Regions from separate parts of the Homo sapiens genome. Here regions 1 and 3 are each linked to region 2. Evidence: chromatin loops called from intact Hi-C (ENCODE). Cell type or tissue: K562. All regions are shown on one strand. Region 1 has its middle 17 kb from the start of SOCS1. Region 2 overlaps CLEC16A (C-type lectin domain containing 16A). Region 3 overlaps CLEC16A (C-type lectin domain containing 16A).

Evidence for each region. Hi-C counts contacts between places; a loop is a spot of excess contacts. Peaks named below come from ENCODE experiments on the same cell type or tissue, not always from the same donor. Only the 100,000 strongest peaks of a DNase experiment are listed, where the experiment ranks them.
Region 1: a loop joins it to region 2, with 5 times the contacts of the local background. A loop is called at or near these places in 4 of 110 quality-filtered maps.
Region 3: a loop joins it to region 2, with 5 times the contacts of the local background. A loop is called at or near these places in 7 of 110 quality-filtered maps.

The regions. Positions count from the first base shown.
Region 1 is chr16:11,237,913-11,240,412 of GRCh38, reverse strand. No RefSeq gene overlaps it. Among named protein-coding and RNA genes, the nearest start is that of SOCS1, 17 kb to the left of the region's middle. In K562, a CTCF peak has its summit at 1,028; a DNase peak (open chromatin) is centred at 1,672; H3K4me3 peaks cover 1,288 bases.
Region 2 is chr16:11,104,098-11,106,597 of GRCh38, reverse strand. The region is part of intron 19 of CLEC16A (C-type lectin domain containing 16A); the gene reads right to left. Among named protein-coding and RNA genes, the nearest start is that of SOCS1, 150 kb to the left of the region's middle. RefSeq lists enhancers at 1,107-1,246, 1,597-1,646. In K562, no CTCF peak of the experiment used is centred here; a DNase peak (open chromatin) is centred at 1,377.
Region 3 is chr16:11,160,037-11,162,536 of GRCh38, reverse strand. All of the region lies in intron 22 of CLEC16A (C-type lectin domain containing 16A), which reads right to left. Among named protein-coding and RNA genes, the nearest start is that of SOCS1, 95 kb to the left of the region's middle. In K562, no CTCF peak of the experiment used is centred here; DNase peaks (open chromatin) are centred at 976 and 1,580.

The sequences.
Region 1 (2,500 bases), 130 kb before region 2:
GGCAGAGGTTGCAGTGAGCCGAGGTTGCGCCACTGCACTCCAGCCTGGGTGACAGAGCAAGACACTGTCTCAAAACAAACAAACAGATAAACAAAAAACCAACCAAACAACCAACCAAACAAACAAAAAAACGGACTCAGACATGGCTTCAACACTACCGGACCCAGGCCTCAGCAGGAGCATGGCTAATCAGGCCTAGGAATTGTGAGGAGGATGATAGGAGATGTGAAATCAGGGGAGGCTCCCTGGAGGAGTTGCTGTCTGAGTCTTCAAACATGGGTGGCAAGGAGTTTCCCCCAGAAGCTGCAGGAAAGACATCTCAGGCAGCAGGAACAGCATCAGCAAAGGCCTGGAGGTGTGATCTCTAGCAATGGGCCCGTGTTACCTGCCATCATCAGAATAACTGTCCCTGTAGTAGCCATGTGCTATGGTTTGAATATTTGTCCCCTCCAAAACTCATGTTGAAACTGAATCCCCAGTGTGGCAGTATTGACAGGTGGGACCTTTAAGAGGTGACTGGGTCAAGAGAGACCCATGGATTAACGGATAGAATGAGTAATAGATTAATGGGTTATCATGGGTGTGGCCCTGGTGGCTTTATGAGAAGAGGGAGAGAGATGTGAACAAACACACTCAGCCCACTCACCATGGGATGCCCTGTGCCACCTTGGGACTCTGCACTGAGTCCCCACCAGCAAGAAGGCCCTCACCAAATGCAGTCCTTGACCTTGGACTTCTCAGCCTCCATAACCTTTCTTTATAAATTACCCAGTTTCAGGTATTGTGTGATATGCAACAGAAAATGAACTAAGGGCCAGGCACAGTGGCTCAGGCCTGTAATCCCAGCACTTTGGGATGCTGAGGCAGGCAGACCACCTGAGGTCAGGAGTTCGAGACCAGCCTGGCCAACATGGTGAAACCCCATCTCTACAAAAATACGAAAATTAGCAGGGCATGTTGGCAGGCACCTGTAATCCCAGCTACTCAAGAGGCTGAGGCGAGAAGTTGCTTGAACCCAGGAGGCAGAGGTCGCTATGAGCCAAGATCGTGCCACTGCACTCCAGCCTGGGCGACAGAGGGAGACTCCATCTCAGAAAAACAAAAAACAAAAAAAAAAAAAAGAAAGAAAGAAAACAGACTAAGATAGCATGTTTCTCTATTTTTTGCAAGGGAAGAAACTGAGGTTTAGAGAAGTGTTATCTGCCCAAGACTGCACAGCCTGAGTGGAGATCCAAACTTTTCTCACGTGAGATACAGGCAGTGCCCCGATCCCCATCATGGCTGTCAGGTCCGGACTAGGGCCTAGGTTCCCACTCTGCCCTTAAGGACTAACTTAAATCCTTGGCACCATCCTGTAGGGAGACATGTTTGGGAGCGAAAATAAGGCTTAGAGAGGTAAAGTGACCTGCGGCGCTTGGATTCACACCCAGGTCTGTTGGAGCCCAAAGTCCCTCCTCCTTCCGCTATATGAGGCGTCCCAGCCCTAGGAACACAGACCTGAGCCGATGGTCTCTGTCCCACATTCTAAGGAGCTGGAGGGCTGGAGAGCAGAAATCACGTGTGGCGTACTGTGAGCCAGAGCTTTGCTCTCAGGGAACTGTCTGGCCCGCATGCTCTATGGTCCTGAAGGAGCTGTCAATCACAGCACCCTGGCCAGAGATGGGTGTGGACCAGACCTGGCCAATCAGAGTTCCCCATGCCCCAATTCAGGGTAGGGACATGACCTAAGCTGGACCAATCAGACACCTCCCTTTTCAGCTGAAACTAACAGAATTGGCCCTAATTTAGCCAATTTAGCACACTGGCCCTAATTTAGCCAATGTGCCCACTGTATCAAGAGAGTTGATGAGAAAGACACGAGACAGAGCCCTGATGCATTGTGTGATCGCCTGCATCCAGCCATGCCTGAAGTCCACCTTGATGTCCTTGTTCCATGCGCCACATTTCCATTTTCACTTATGCTGCCTGAGTTTTGTTTCTGTCACTTACAACCCAGAGTCCTGGGTAACTGGAGTCTGGAGAACAGCATGGGTCAGAGGTCAGGTTTGGCTGGAATGAAGTGAAATGGAGCCACATGTCTTAAGAAGAGACACAATGATCTTCCAGTGTGAAAGAGCCAAGACCAGTTTTGCCAGGAGCTGGGGCCGACAGTGGCCCCCGTCACTTGCTGATGTCTGTGGTCAAGGAAAGCTTGAGGGAGAGCAAGTGGAACGCAGGGCTTCTACACTTTCACACCCCCTGATTTGTGGTTGCTTTATTTAGCTAGTTAGTTTTGAAATGGAGTCTCTCTGTCACCCAGGCTGGAGTGCCGTGGCGCGATCTCGGCTCACTGCAACCTGTGCCTTCCGGGTTCAAGCGATTCTCCTGCCTCAGCCTCCCGAGGAGCTGGGATTACAGGCGTGTACCACCACGTCCAGCTAATTTTTGTATTTTTTGTAGAGATGGGGTTTCACTATGTTGGCCAGGATGGTCTGGAACTCCTGACCTCAAGTGATGCACC
Region 2 (2,500 bases):
AGGAGGATTGCTTGAGGCCAGGAGTTTGAGGCTACAGCACTAAGACTAAGCCTGTAAACTCCAGCTTGGTTAACATAGCCAGAGCTATTCTCGCCTGGGAAACATAGCAATACCCCATCTAAAAAAAAAAAAAAAAAAAAATTGGGCTGGGTGTGGTGGCTCACACCTGTAATCCTAGCTGCTTCGGAGGCCGAAGTGGGAAGCTCACTCGGGCCCAGGAGTTCGAGGCTGCAGTGAGCTATGATCAAAACACTGCACTCCAGCCTGGGTGAGAGAGACTCTAACTCTCCCCCACAAAAAAGTTTGGTGGATAAAGTAGATACGTGATAAGACAAGTAGACAAGTATGAGGGTGTTCACTATACAATTCTTTCAACTTGGTTGTATGCTTGGAAGGTTTCAAAATAAAATTTTTTGGGGAAAAATGGACTTCCTAGCATTGTTGTGAAGTTCAGGCAAATTACAACAGATTTGACACAAGGTGACTGGTCAGTATGCAGAATCTGCACTCAAATTATTAGTTTTCTGGCCTCCTTTATATCACTTTTGTGTGATGACTACAGGATCCTATCATTGTGAAGATCCATTTTGTTCCCAAGTTGAATAGCAAGGATTTGAATGGAAAGAGTTTGGATGGAGCCCTCTGTAGGACTCTTTCCAGAATCTCTTAACTCTGCAGAATCTTCATGTCTCCCAGCACACTCAGGGCCACTGAGGACACTGTATCAATGCTCACTTTACAGATAGAGGTGGATAAATCTGTCACTGGCTCACTCAGCAACTATCTGAGCAGTGGCTGTGTGAAGGGTTGGCTGTCTTTGTGACTGGTACACGGCCCAGGAGCAATAACTAACTGAAAGTGCCATTTTCAGGCAGGGAGCTGAAGGCTTGGGGAGGCTGGGTGCCTCAATCTCAGGTACCCACAGGCTGGGGGAAGTGCTAGCTTTGGGCTCAGCTCTGTCTGCTTCCAAAGGTGGGGTTTTCCACAGCTACTTCCTTTCTCTCAGTATGAAAGGCACATGCCATGTCTAGTAAAATGAGGTGACTGGTTTTCACAGTGGCCAGGAAAACCAGTTGTGTGTCTTCATCTTTCCCCCGTGTCAAATTTTAAGACTCTTCTTGGGAGAATGGAGGATGAGAATTTTACCCTCCTTGTTCCCATGTGTCCAGAACATGTATGGGGGCAGCCTCTCTGACTGCTGAAGTCTACTTAAGGATGAGCAACTTGCAAAAGCTTCACTCCTTGTTCCTCTTCTTCAATACGTGCAGTTCACAGCTTGACAACTTGGTGAAAACACAATTACCAGAAACCGAGTCCAAGGGAGCAGCAGTTCCAAGTACAGTCTGGCATATCCCCTTATCAAGTGACACCCAGCTGCCAGAGACACGATCTCATCTTACAATGCATCGGTGACCACACTTATCTCTGCTCTCGGAATGCCACATTTGCATAGTACATTGCATAATTTCCTCTCTGAAAATGGCCCTGTTTAGCATGAGTAAATAAAATTGCCTAACTCTGTGAGGCAGCCAAATGGAATACTTGAGATTTCCAAGAAAAGATCTGAATACTTAAGCTCATTATGCAGCCAGATAAAGTCACATGGAATCTAGGTTCACACAGCTCCTCTTCCCCGCTGTTCAGCAGCCCAGCAGCCCAGGAACAAGGGTATCCTGGTCTTCGGAAGCCCTCTGTGATGGCTCTGCTCTGGACCTTCCACAGGATGTGGTCAGGGTCTCTCTACCCCATTTGTGCCTAGGGCTATGGGGCTACTGTGTGTCGGGTACTGGGCTACAGGGATGAAGAAGGCAGATGCATCCTTACACTGGGTGACCCTTCAGAGGCTGTTTCCTTATCTGAAAAATGAGGACACCCCTACTTTGTAGGAATGCTGTTGGGAACAAGTAAGCTGGGGTGCAGAGAGGGCTTGTGATTTTTCTCCACCTTCGTGGTATGGGCCCACCTCTCCTTCCTCCCTCTGGAGAGAAGTTCTTGAAGATGGGGCTACATCTTCTCTTTCCCTTGGATTTCCTCTGTAAGGCACCTCATCAGAAAAGTACACAAGGGTATTCCAGAGAGCAGATCCTGGCCCAGGGTATTCTCCTTCCTTAGGGGGTGAGGTCCCCAGGCAGAGGACATAGTCTAGAGAATATGTTAAAACCTCTGGGATATGCTGGGTGTGGTGGCATATACCTGTAATCCCATCCTTTGGGAGGCTGAGGTGGGAGGATTGCTTGAGCTCAGAGTTTGAAAACAGCCTGGGCAATATAGTGAGACCCCATCTCTATGACTCCTAGGGAGATAATTTTAATAAAAAAAAAATTAGCTGGGTATGGTGGCACATGGCTGTAGTCCCAGGTACTTGGAAGGCTGAGGCAGGAGGACTGCTTGAGCCCAGGAGGCAGAGGTTGCAGTAAGCTGAGATTGTACCACTGTACTCCAGCCTGGGCGACAGAGTGAGACCTTGTCTCAAAAAAACCCCCCAAAACAAAACTCACCT
Region 3 (2,500 bases), 56 kb before region 2:
AGAGAAGCAGGTAGTTGTACTGCAGTGAGTTTTGTTATTTTTTGTGCTTGTCTGAATTTTCCAAGACTCCTATTGTAAACCTTATTTTAAACCAAAAAGAGAAAAAAAAGGGAGGATGATGGAGGGAACACAAACTGCCTGGGAACTGGATAGACTCAAGCTCCCGATCCTAACATCCTCCTGAGATCTGTTCTGCCCTCTGAAGCTCTCTCCCCTGGACTCACCAAGAGCAGGGCCAGGCAGGCCACTCCAACAGTGGGGGGAAACTATGCCCATGGTGAGACACATCCCCCACTTCCCAGGAGCCCCCAGTTTCACGGTCGGGGGGCGCAGCCCAGAGTCTTCCTGTTGCCCTCTGGCCGTGTTCTGCCAGTTATTTTGGGAAGATGAACTAATGAATAACGCTCTGGCATTTGTGAAGCACAAAAATACCAAGAAAAGGTCAGTCTTCTATTTTTAGGCCCACTGACAGAAGGAAAGCTGGGCTTGGAGTCAGAACCCCAGGTTTGAGTCCAAGCTCTGCCCAAACTGACTTCGAGACCTTGGACATGCCCCCCTCCTCCTCTTCTACAGGTCTTTAAGCTTTCCCCACCAATAATCACTTAACCATGTGATTCAAGATTCAGAGCCGGCCAGCAGCCGCCTAGGGGCTTGCACACGAGTTTCGCTTTGCTTATTTATGTTATATGTGTGTTTGTTGGAGGTACCACCATGGACACGTTGGGAGCTTTTACACACAGACCTGGATTTCTGCTTTCTTAAAAAATGAAAAGATCTGGCTTTATGGGGCCCCATTCCTGCAGGACAGCAACGGGAGAGAGATGAGCAGAGCTGGGTCCCTGCTCTTGCAACTTGCCTGGCCGTGTGGGCGTTTGAGTTGATAATCTCTGCTCTTTATGCCTAGATTGTTGGTCAAATCCATAGGACTCAGGGAAGCTGGAACCCCCAGATATCTTTCGAGTCAAGGCCCTCCTACAACCCCAGAATCACTGGGTGTGCATAGGAGTGGGGATGTGGAAATATGGCGATCTGCCTCCAGCAGCCTAGGTCAGTCCTCAGACCTCCTACCAAGAACCACTTGCTCTCAACCTTTGCTAGGCCGTTCCCTCGGTCTGGAGTTCTGTTTTGCTTCTTTTCTGTCTTTACAAACCCCTGCCCCATTCTTCATGGCTCACGCAGCTCAGCATTAGCCTGGGAGGAGTCTTTGCATAAGGTAGGGTTAACTATTCTCTCCCCTGTGCTTCTGCAGCAGCTCTGTCCAACCTTGGGGCCTTGATGGCTGTGTAGGAGTCGGCCTACCTAAGCAGGGCATAAGAAATTTGACTGCAAAGATGTTTAGGTATTTAGTGTGATGATTATCATTACATTAATAGCTAGCACCTGGAATCCTCTAGGTTAAGAGGGTTTTGTTCACTTTATTGGGAAGGCTTAAAACAAAAAAGCAAAAAGAAGAGGGTTTTGGACAGTGTTCTTGATATTGTAAGCTGTCTCTCAATAACCATTCTCCCTTTCGGTTGCAGTTACAGAACCCAGAAGCTAGTCGTGGCCAAGTGACTAAGTTGTGACCAGTGAGATAGAAATGAATGTGGCATGTGGGATTTCCTGGAAAGCTCTTTAAAAGGAAAGGGGGTATATCCTCCTCCATTCTGCTTCCTGGAAAATGGATGCAATGGCTGGAACTCCAGCAGCTGCCCTGAGCTATGAGGATGAATCACACATTAGGGACAGCAGAGCACTGAAAAGGAAGGAGTTTGGGTCCCTGACGTCTTTGTGTATCTCTTGACTACAAGGCTTCTTTTACCCGAGAGGGAAATTAACTTCCCCTTTGAGTTTATCTTTACTATGTAGTTGAACTTAATCTTAACTGATACAGTTAGGGAAAAAACTTTGTTAATGCGGGGATGTGAGTTAAGTCCCCTAGGGACAAGGGACGGGCTGGCTCCCAGAGTTTTTGGTGCAGAAAAAGCTGCCCTGTACCTGCTGGGTGGAATCTAGGTGTGGTGGGCTGAAGGGAAAGAGGGAAAGGGGCAAGTGAGGTGGGGAGGTGACCCGCCACCTAGGGCTTATGAAACACTTGGTCAACTCTTTCCCATGTGGTGCAAGTGGACTTTTTGGGTAGAAACCAGAGATGGGACCGAGTTTTTGTCTGGGTTCACACCTGGTCACAGAGATTACACACAATTGTTAAGACCCAGAAAGAGCGAGGCCCGAGAGAGACTAAAGGGTGGGAAGGGCTTGGATGTGTGTAGGCACAAAAACTAGTGGGCTTGCACCAAAAGTTTTCTGAATCTCCAAATGAGCAGGGACGCCCCCCGACCTCTGTGGCCTGCCTGGAGTTGGTGCCGCTTTGCACTTGGTAATTACTCTGAGGATACTGGCCATGTGACTAAAGTGCAACTATTTCAGGCTTAAAAAAAAATCTACCCTTGGAAGATGTGAAAACTACCTGAGATTATAGGGGATTCCACAGGAACCTTTTAGGGAGCTGAAAGGGAAGGAA